2 separate regions of the Mus musculus genome follow, and region 1 is linked to region 2. Evidence: chromatin contacts called from ENCODE Hi-C or POLR2A ChIA-PET data. All regions are on one chromosome and are shown on one strand. The core of a region is the stretch at or near the end of the contact, and the rest is flanking DNA. Distances in the headings are between cores, read along the strand shown. Region 1 holds the start of Brd3os (bromodomain containing 3, opposite strand). Region 2 holds the start of Surf6 (surfeit gene 6).

The links. Hi-C counts contacts between places; a loop is a spot of excess contacts on that map. ChIA-PET counts read pairs that join two places held with the same protein, here RNA polymerase II (POLR2A).
Region 1: a loop to region 2 is called in a map of left cerebral cortex, with 2.5 times the contacts of the local background. The contact joins the promoter of Brd3os here to the promoter of Surf6 in region 2. A Hi-C loop is called at or near these places in 2 of 37 maps with a recorded cell type or tissue (heart and left cerebral cortex). POLR2A ChIA-PET finds 5 or more read pairs at or near these places in 1 of 5 experiments (embryonic stem cell).

What each region holds. Positions count from the first base shown.
Region 1 is chr2:27,440,362-27,443,868 of GRCm38, forward strand. It overlaps Brd3os (bromodomain containing 3, opposite strand), which reads left to right and starts at 2,075. Exons shown (of 2, transcript NM_001360791.1): 1 at 2,075-2,453; 2 at 2,567-3,507. The coding sequence starts at 3,022. The coding sequence ends at 3,276.
Region 2 is chr2:26,901,568-26,905,425 of GRCm38, forward strand. Surf6 (surfeit gene 6) reads right to left here and starts at 1,320. Exons shown (of 5, transcript NM_009298.4): 1 at 1,127-1,320. The coding sequence starts at 1,220. It overlaps Med22 (mediator complex subunit 22), which reads right to left. Exons shown (of 4, transcript NM_001033908.1): 4 at 3,700-3,858.

The sequences.
Region 1 (3,507 bases), core at 825-3,324, 540 kb after region 2:
CAGATAAATGCCCATGTAAAGAATTGGTATTCTGGGGCTGGAGAGATGGCTCAGGGGCTAAGAGCACTGACTGTTCTTCCAGAGGTCTTGAGTTCAATTCCCAGCAACCACATGGTGGCTCACAACCATCTGTAATGGGATCCGACGCCCTCTTCTGCTGTGTCTGAAGACTGTGACAGTGTACTCACATACATGAAATAAATACAGCCGAAGCAAGCAGGGCAGAAGTGAGTGAGCAAGCAGACCAGAGCGAGTGGAGCCATGGGGGGGAAAAATTGGTATTCCATCCTGGGGAGTGGTGGTACATGTCTTTAATCTCAGTGCTCAGGAGGCACGAGACAGGCAGATCTCTGTGAGTTTGAGGACAGCCTGATCGACAAATCGAGTCCAGGACAGTCAGGGCTGTTACACTGAGAAACCATATCTTGAAAAATAAAACAAAACAAAACAAAACAAAACAACAACAAAATGGTATTCTGTACTTTGGTTTTGTTTTGGGGCTGTCCATGGTGTCAATATTCTTTTTTCTTTTCTCTCTCTTATCTTTTTGAGATAAGGTCTTGCTAGGTAGCCTTGGTTGATCTGAAACTCATTGACTAGACTAAGCTGGCCTCAAACTCAGAGATCTGCCTGCCTCTGCCTCGAAAATTCCTGCCACCACCATCCCACCCTGCTCCTTTTCCAACACCCACTGATGTCAATATTCTTAACTGGCATCGGACTAAAGTGTGAAAATAGAACTTATGCAGAAAAATGATGGACACGGGGTCACAGTGTTTGGTCGGGTGTAATAGGAGTGTATGCTGAATTTTCCTGGGGCTTTAGGACAATTCAAATGAGCAGTATGTGGAATGGCGGAATTTCGCAGCTACTTTTGAAATGATGCATCCCACACCACATTAAATAAATTGAAAACAAATGTGCCCATCATCTGAGTGGGATGTCAATAATAACAGCAATAGGTCTGAGAAGGAAACTGCACAAAGAAAATAAGGACTGAAGACAAAGCTTAGCCTTAGAGCACTTGCCTAACATGCCCAAGGCCGTGGCGTCAAACTCCAGACCACAAAAGCTCCAACCCAAACATAAAATTAATCCCAGCACTGTGGGAAGCAGAGGCAGGTGGATTTCTGAGTTCGAGGCCAGCCTGGTCTACAAAGTGAGTTCCAGGGCAGCCAGGGCTATACAGAGAAACTCTGTCTCGAAAAAACAAAAAAAGAAAGAAAGAAAGAGAGAGACGGAGGGAGGGAGGGAGGGAGGGAGGGAGGGAGGGAGGGAGAGAGAGAGAGAGAGAGAGAGAGAGAGAGAGAGAGAGAGAGAGAGAGAAAGAAAGAAAGAAAGAAAGAAAGAAAGAAAGAAAGAAAGAAAGAAAGAAAGAAAGAAAGAAAGAAAGAAAACCTCAGAAACCATGTTAGGATCGAGAACTGGGAAGGTGCCTAATGCTAACTCCTAATCCCTCTTCAGCATCTCCTCCAGGTTTCCTAGCCGCTCCTCACCCTCCATGCTCCTCCTTACAATGCCCCCAAGCTCTTCTCCCCAGCTCTTAGCCCCATCTCCCTCCCAGTCCTGACTCCAGAGTGTCTTCCCCAGGCTCCTTTTCTATCCTGGCTTCTCCCTTTGTGTTTACCACCCCCTCCACTCTGCAATGCCCACTCTGCTTCCCCCAAACGCCTCTTCTTCCTCTGCCTCTTCAGGCTCCTCCTCTCAATCCTCATCCTCTCCTCCCTAGCTCTGTCTTCTCCTAGCATTCCTTTCATGCTCCCCCCTCCAGAGCCTCCCCATCTCCTAGATTCTTCCCCCACTACACACTCCCAAATTTCTCGGGATCCTCCTCTCTCTCCACTCTCTCCTTATCCTGGATCTCGCTCTGCCTCTTTCTCCGGCTCCTCCTCTCTTCAAGCTCCTCCCCTCTCCCTTTTCTCTGGATCTCCTCCTCCCCCTATTCTCTCCGCCCCCTAACCTAAGTTCTCTCCAAGCTCCCCCTCCCACTCCAGTCCTTCCCCTTTCCTTCCCCACCGCCCTCTGGACGCTCCTCCTCTCCCTCTAGGTCTTTGGCCCCGCCCACAGAATGATCGATGTGTCCGTCTGCAGGCTGGTCCTCGGTGCTCGGCTCGCCACGCCTGCGACGCTGCCATGGAGACGTAGCCGCGGCCTCCTGGCTCTGCCCGGGACCTGGATCCCTTGCGTCAGCAGGCCCACGCGTGTCCGCGAGCGCCGGTGGCAAAGTCTGCTTCGCTGGAGCATCCGGGCAAGCGGTGACTTTGCTGGCCGCTGGGGCGTAGGGCTCGCATCCTTCCTCCTTCCAGTAGCTCTCTACTCCATAGCTGAGGACCGCTTCTCTCACCAGCGGAGAGGAGACCCTGGGACCGCCAACCGTCTGTGGGTTATTAAGGGACCTGCGATTGTCCATCCGCCTCATCCTTCCGCTCAGCTCAGCTCAGCAAGCTGCATCCGTGAGTAACCTCGCTTGAACACTCTGGCCCATAGAGGCTGCTCCTGGTGGTGAGGCCCATGCTGGGCCTGTCCCCGACTCCCCTCCCCTTCCGACAGTTTCTTCCCTTTGTAGTGTCACCCTTGGTAAGAGTGGAAGACTGGCTAGAAGAAAGGACCTGAACCAACGCTTAGTCCACATCCCCATTGTGTTTTGAGCGGGGTGGACAGGCCAGCCCCTGCTGCAGACACCCTGGATACATCTCTTTGAGCTCAGCAGTATTGCAGCGGCAGTGGACACCTGATAAGCTTCCCAGGAGTGGTGTGGAGTCACTGTCAACACTAGAGCACTTTGTCTGGAATGGCTCTCACGTGGCTCCTGAATGGTCAGAGATGTGTCTTGGATTCTCCTGCCCTCCTGAGGATCTTGCCTATGGAAGGTCTAAGTTACCTACTTTCACTATTAAGTTGAACAAGGACTCCCAAACCCAACAGCCATCAAGGTTGTTGGCCAACTAGTTACAAAGCACAGCAGCCGGCTGTTCCTGGCCTAGGAGGAAAGCCAGGTGTGCAGGACGCTGGGCCTGTGGGATGAGTGGGCGAGTCCCGCTGGCAGAAAAGGCCCTGTCAGAATCCTATGCCCGCCTCCGGTACAGGGATACGTCCTTGCTCATTTGGCAACAAGAGCAGCAGAAGTTGGAGTCTGTACCACCTAGTACATACCTGAGCAGAAGCCGCAGCATGTGGTACTCCCAGTATGGAAATGAGGCCATCTTAGTTCGAGACAAAAACCAGCTTGGGGTCTCTAGGGACACTGGCCAGTCTAAGTTTTGCTCAATCATGTAATTCCAGGGAGAAGACCCTTGATGGCCATGAAGATCAAGCCGTGGTATAAAAACGCAACACCCAAGAATGTCATCCAACACTTTATTAGGGGCACAACAGGTACCTAGATGCTCCTCTCACTGCCCAAGCCCAGGAAATGCTTCCAAACAAAAGGGAAGCAAGAGAGACACACACCCCGACCCTCACCTGCTGTGAGCTGCTGCCTGATATAGAATGGATCAGGTCCAGGGT
Region 2 (3,858 bases), core at 70-2,569:
TTTGGTAAATTTATTACATTTTAATCATGTGCACCATAAATGAGGGTGGCTGATGGGAACAATCTGGTCCTCTCCTAAGAGCTGTAGATACACAGAACTATTGCACCCTCTCTCCAGCTCCGTTTGTTTGTTTGTTTTTAACACATGATCTTAAGCCAGGCGGTGGTGGCACACCTGGGAGGCAGAAACAGGTGAATCTGAATTCAAGGCCAGCCTGGTCTACAGAGCAAGTTCCAGGATAGCCAAGGCTACACTGAGAAACCCTGTCTCCAAACAAGCAAACAAATAAAAGGGGTCTCAGTATGCAGTCCTGGCCATCTGGAATTCACAGTAATCTTTCTTGCTTGTTTGCCAAGTGCTGGTGTTAAAAGGCTTGCAGACCACCTCCCACCTGTGCCTCCCAGACTCGTTTACTTTTATGAGTGCTGTTTGTAAGTATGTCTGTGCATCAAGACCATCCCTGGTGCCACTGAGAGCCAGAAGAGTGTTAATGAGTCCCTAGAACTGGAATTAGGGGCTGGTGTCAGCTGCCATGTAGCTGCTGGGAACCAAATCTGGGTCCTATGCAAAAGTAGCAAGTGCTCTTAACCACTGAGCCATATCTCCACCCGCTCCTTTTACTTTCGGAGAGTTTCCTGAAGTTGCTCATGCAGAGGTGATCACATCCTGTAGTCCTGACAGGCAGGCGGGTCTTGACCTCGAGGTCTTTCTCCTCAGCCTCCCTACCAACCAGGCCCAGACGCAATTAACATTTTATGATTTAAGACTTGCTTCCACTTCCAAAGATAAGGAAATGTTAGCGCTTTAAACTAAACAGCCAAGAATGGAGTGTGCGTTCTTTCAACACAAGAAACACATTCACAGACAAGGGCTGAAAAACACACACGCCAGTAAGAAAACTCTTCACACTTGTAGTAGCAAGCCCGATTTTCTTTCCGTTCGAGTCTGGTAATTTCCTAACTGCCTCCCACTCCTTCAGGGCCCAGAGCTCAAGCTTTTGCTGTCCCCGCGAGTACCCACCCGCTCGAACTCATATCCCTTGCGGGGGGTCCGGCCCCGACCTAGGACAGCGGGCTCCTTACTGACGGCGTCTGCTCCCAAAAGCTGCTCGAGCCGGATGCCTTACCCCATGTGCTCCTCTGTCGTTCAGGGCCAGGCTGCGCGCAGATCTTCTTGGCCAAGTCCTGAAGATAGGTATCCTTGGCCAGGAGAGAAGCCATGCTGCCAACCAAGGCTGGGACCAGAATAGGAAGCTCCCGCGGTGGAGCCCCGCCGGAAGCTCCGTACACGCAGGTACCACCAGTAGAGCGGCGTGACCCCGCCGGAAGTATCTTATGCGCAGACGCAGCCTGGAGCACCGGAAGCCACCCCCAAGGATTAGCCGTAATCTAAACTCCAGGTTAGCAAACCAGCCAGCCAGCCCCGGAAGCCACAGTGTAAATCCGCTAGCAGCTGCTTTCCTCTCGGAGCTCAATTAGCCATGCCTGACGGGCCGGCTACTCCTCAATCTGGAGGCGTTTCTCTGAAAATGGAGCCTGTAACCTGAGAGGGCTGGGCTCCCACCGAGCTTGAAGCCCTCAGGGCCGGGCAGACCTGGGCTACTATAGCTCTTTCCCTACTGCTGGACTGAAGGTCAGAACCCCGCCTGCAGGGGATGCCCAGCATCCTATTGCCACTCCCGCCACACAGAGCAAAACGCAATCAGGTATAAAAAGACGTGGGCCACAACTAGAGACCTGAGTATGGCGTGGATCTTAGATTACATGCGGTAGCAATGAATCTCAATGGTGATGAGCCCTTAGGAATAAGAAACTACTTGCAGATGGCGTTAAAGCTACTTATGAGGAAATGAAGGGAAAGGCAAGCCCAAAGAAGAGCCTGCCCGGTAGTTTTTTGGGTGTGACCCAGCAACTCAGAAGTTCATGAAAAAAGGTGACACACAACTTACATCACTTGTGACTCTGAATTTCTAGAACACTAAATCCCCAAGCAGTATCTCCAGGGAGCTCTGGCCCTGGCCACGCAAGCAGAGGAAAGACAATGGTGCCCTTTAAAGGAGAAGTTTCGCTTTTAAATGTGAACGACAGAATTGACTAAACAATAAAACACTGTCTTTCACTAGGTGGCTAAGCTTTCTCCAGGGCACTTACAAGCTCTTCCAACAGTTAACACTGCTTTGGCATCACTGCTGGAAAACTCCCTCACTGGGGCAGTGACTTGCCCCTAGCTACACATTCCAGTGCTATGTTCTTTTTGGCTATTGTAGGTGCTGGGTCACCTGGTGACCAGCCTATGTTCCTTATAGACCCAGGACTACAACCATGGATGAGGCATGCTGATGGTAGTCAGGAGTGACAGGCTGAATGCACATACCTGCCCGAGAACCATGGTTTCTGTATGTCAGCCGTGAGCCTGGTACTGAGGGGCAATGGGGTCTGAGCTCCCGGTTTCTAAGATCTTCGCTTCTGAGCAAGACACCTCAGCCTTTCCAAGCCCAAGGCCAGTCCTTCTAAGATGCAGGCATGATAGCTCTAAGTAGGATGGCAAAAATAGGTGGCATCAAAGGTACAGGTGCTGCAGTCATATAGCTTGCAGTACTAGCGGATTCTTCATCCATTTATTTTATGTCACGGATTTACTAGATGCCAGGAACCCAAAGCTATATAAGGAGGGGCCGTCCCACTGTTCCCTCCATGGGTGTCAGGCCTCTTGGTGTTACTGTGCTCCTCACATGCGCTGCTTTGTGATGGACAACTCCTGGGAGAGGTTACCCAGCCACTCTAAGGACTTGGAGCTGTTGGAATCCCTCGGCGTCTTTTGGTGTCTCTATTGCCAACACTGTCTTTGCATCTCTGAGTCTCTCACGCATGTGTGCAGGTGTGAATGGTGTGTATATGTATGCCTGTATGTGGTGGACATGTGTGATGAAGTGCCAGCCTAGGCCTCACTCTCCCATCTCCCCCTTACTCCCTCTTCCCATCAATGTAGTATTCCCTGCCCTGAGCACAGTGGCTTAGGTGACTCGGCCACACTGTGGGTTTGGTTGGCCAGGTTTCAGGTCACAGTTTTCTTGGCTGTGGGATGATGCTAGTGTCTACTTGAAGATCCTCCAGCCACATGAGAGATGTGAAGGGGTGGTGGCTCAGTGGCTGCTTCCCCACCTCTAAGGGCTCTTCTTCCACCCCAGAGGCATGGTAGGGAAACTGGAAGCCCCCATCTGGACTCTTTATTTCCATTATAACAGTGTTCAGCCCTGATTTTGACACCTGTTACTACAGAGACATCTTTGGGCCTGCACCTGTCCCACAGCCCATACTACCTGTGATCAGGGGTTGTTTACCACCCCAGCCCCATCTCAGGGCAGCCCCGAACTGGAGTCCAAGTGGCTAAATTGAGCCCCTGAAGGAGAAGTGACCAGAGCAGAGGACACTACTAGACTTAGAACTTCTGTGCTAGCTACCTGGGGTTCTCTGGGCTGAGCGGGCCAGGGCCCCCAGTCTTACCTGGTACCTGTTTACCCCCTTTCTGTTGTTCAACTACAGCCTCTGAACTGAGAATTTGGGACTTATTTTCTGGTTGTAAAAATAAAAAGTGCCATGCCACTTTTATAAGAAAAAAAAAAAAAAAAAAAGGAGGGGCTGTTACTCAAGGAACCCAAGGGCAATCTTGGACTAATCAAGAAAGACAGACAACAGCACAAAAAGCTAATGTTTTATTCAACAGTCTCATCTCAAAAGTAGCAGAAGGAAATGGTGGGAGAATCCAGGAAGACACCCTGGCTAGCTGCCTCTCACACAATCTTGGACAGTCAGCTGTGGCAGAGACATTTATGCTCCAGGCAGCAGGCAGTGGACAGGG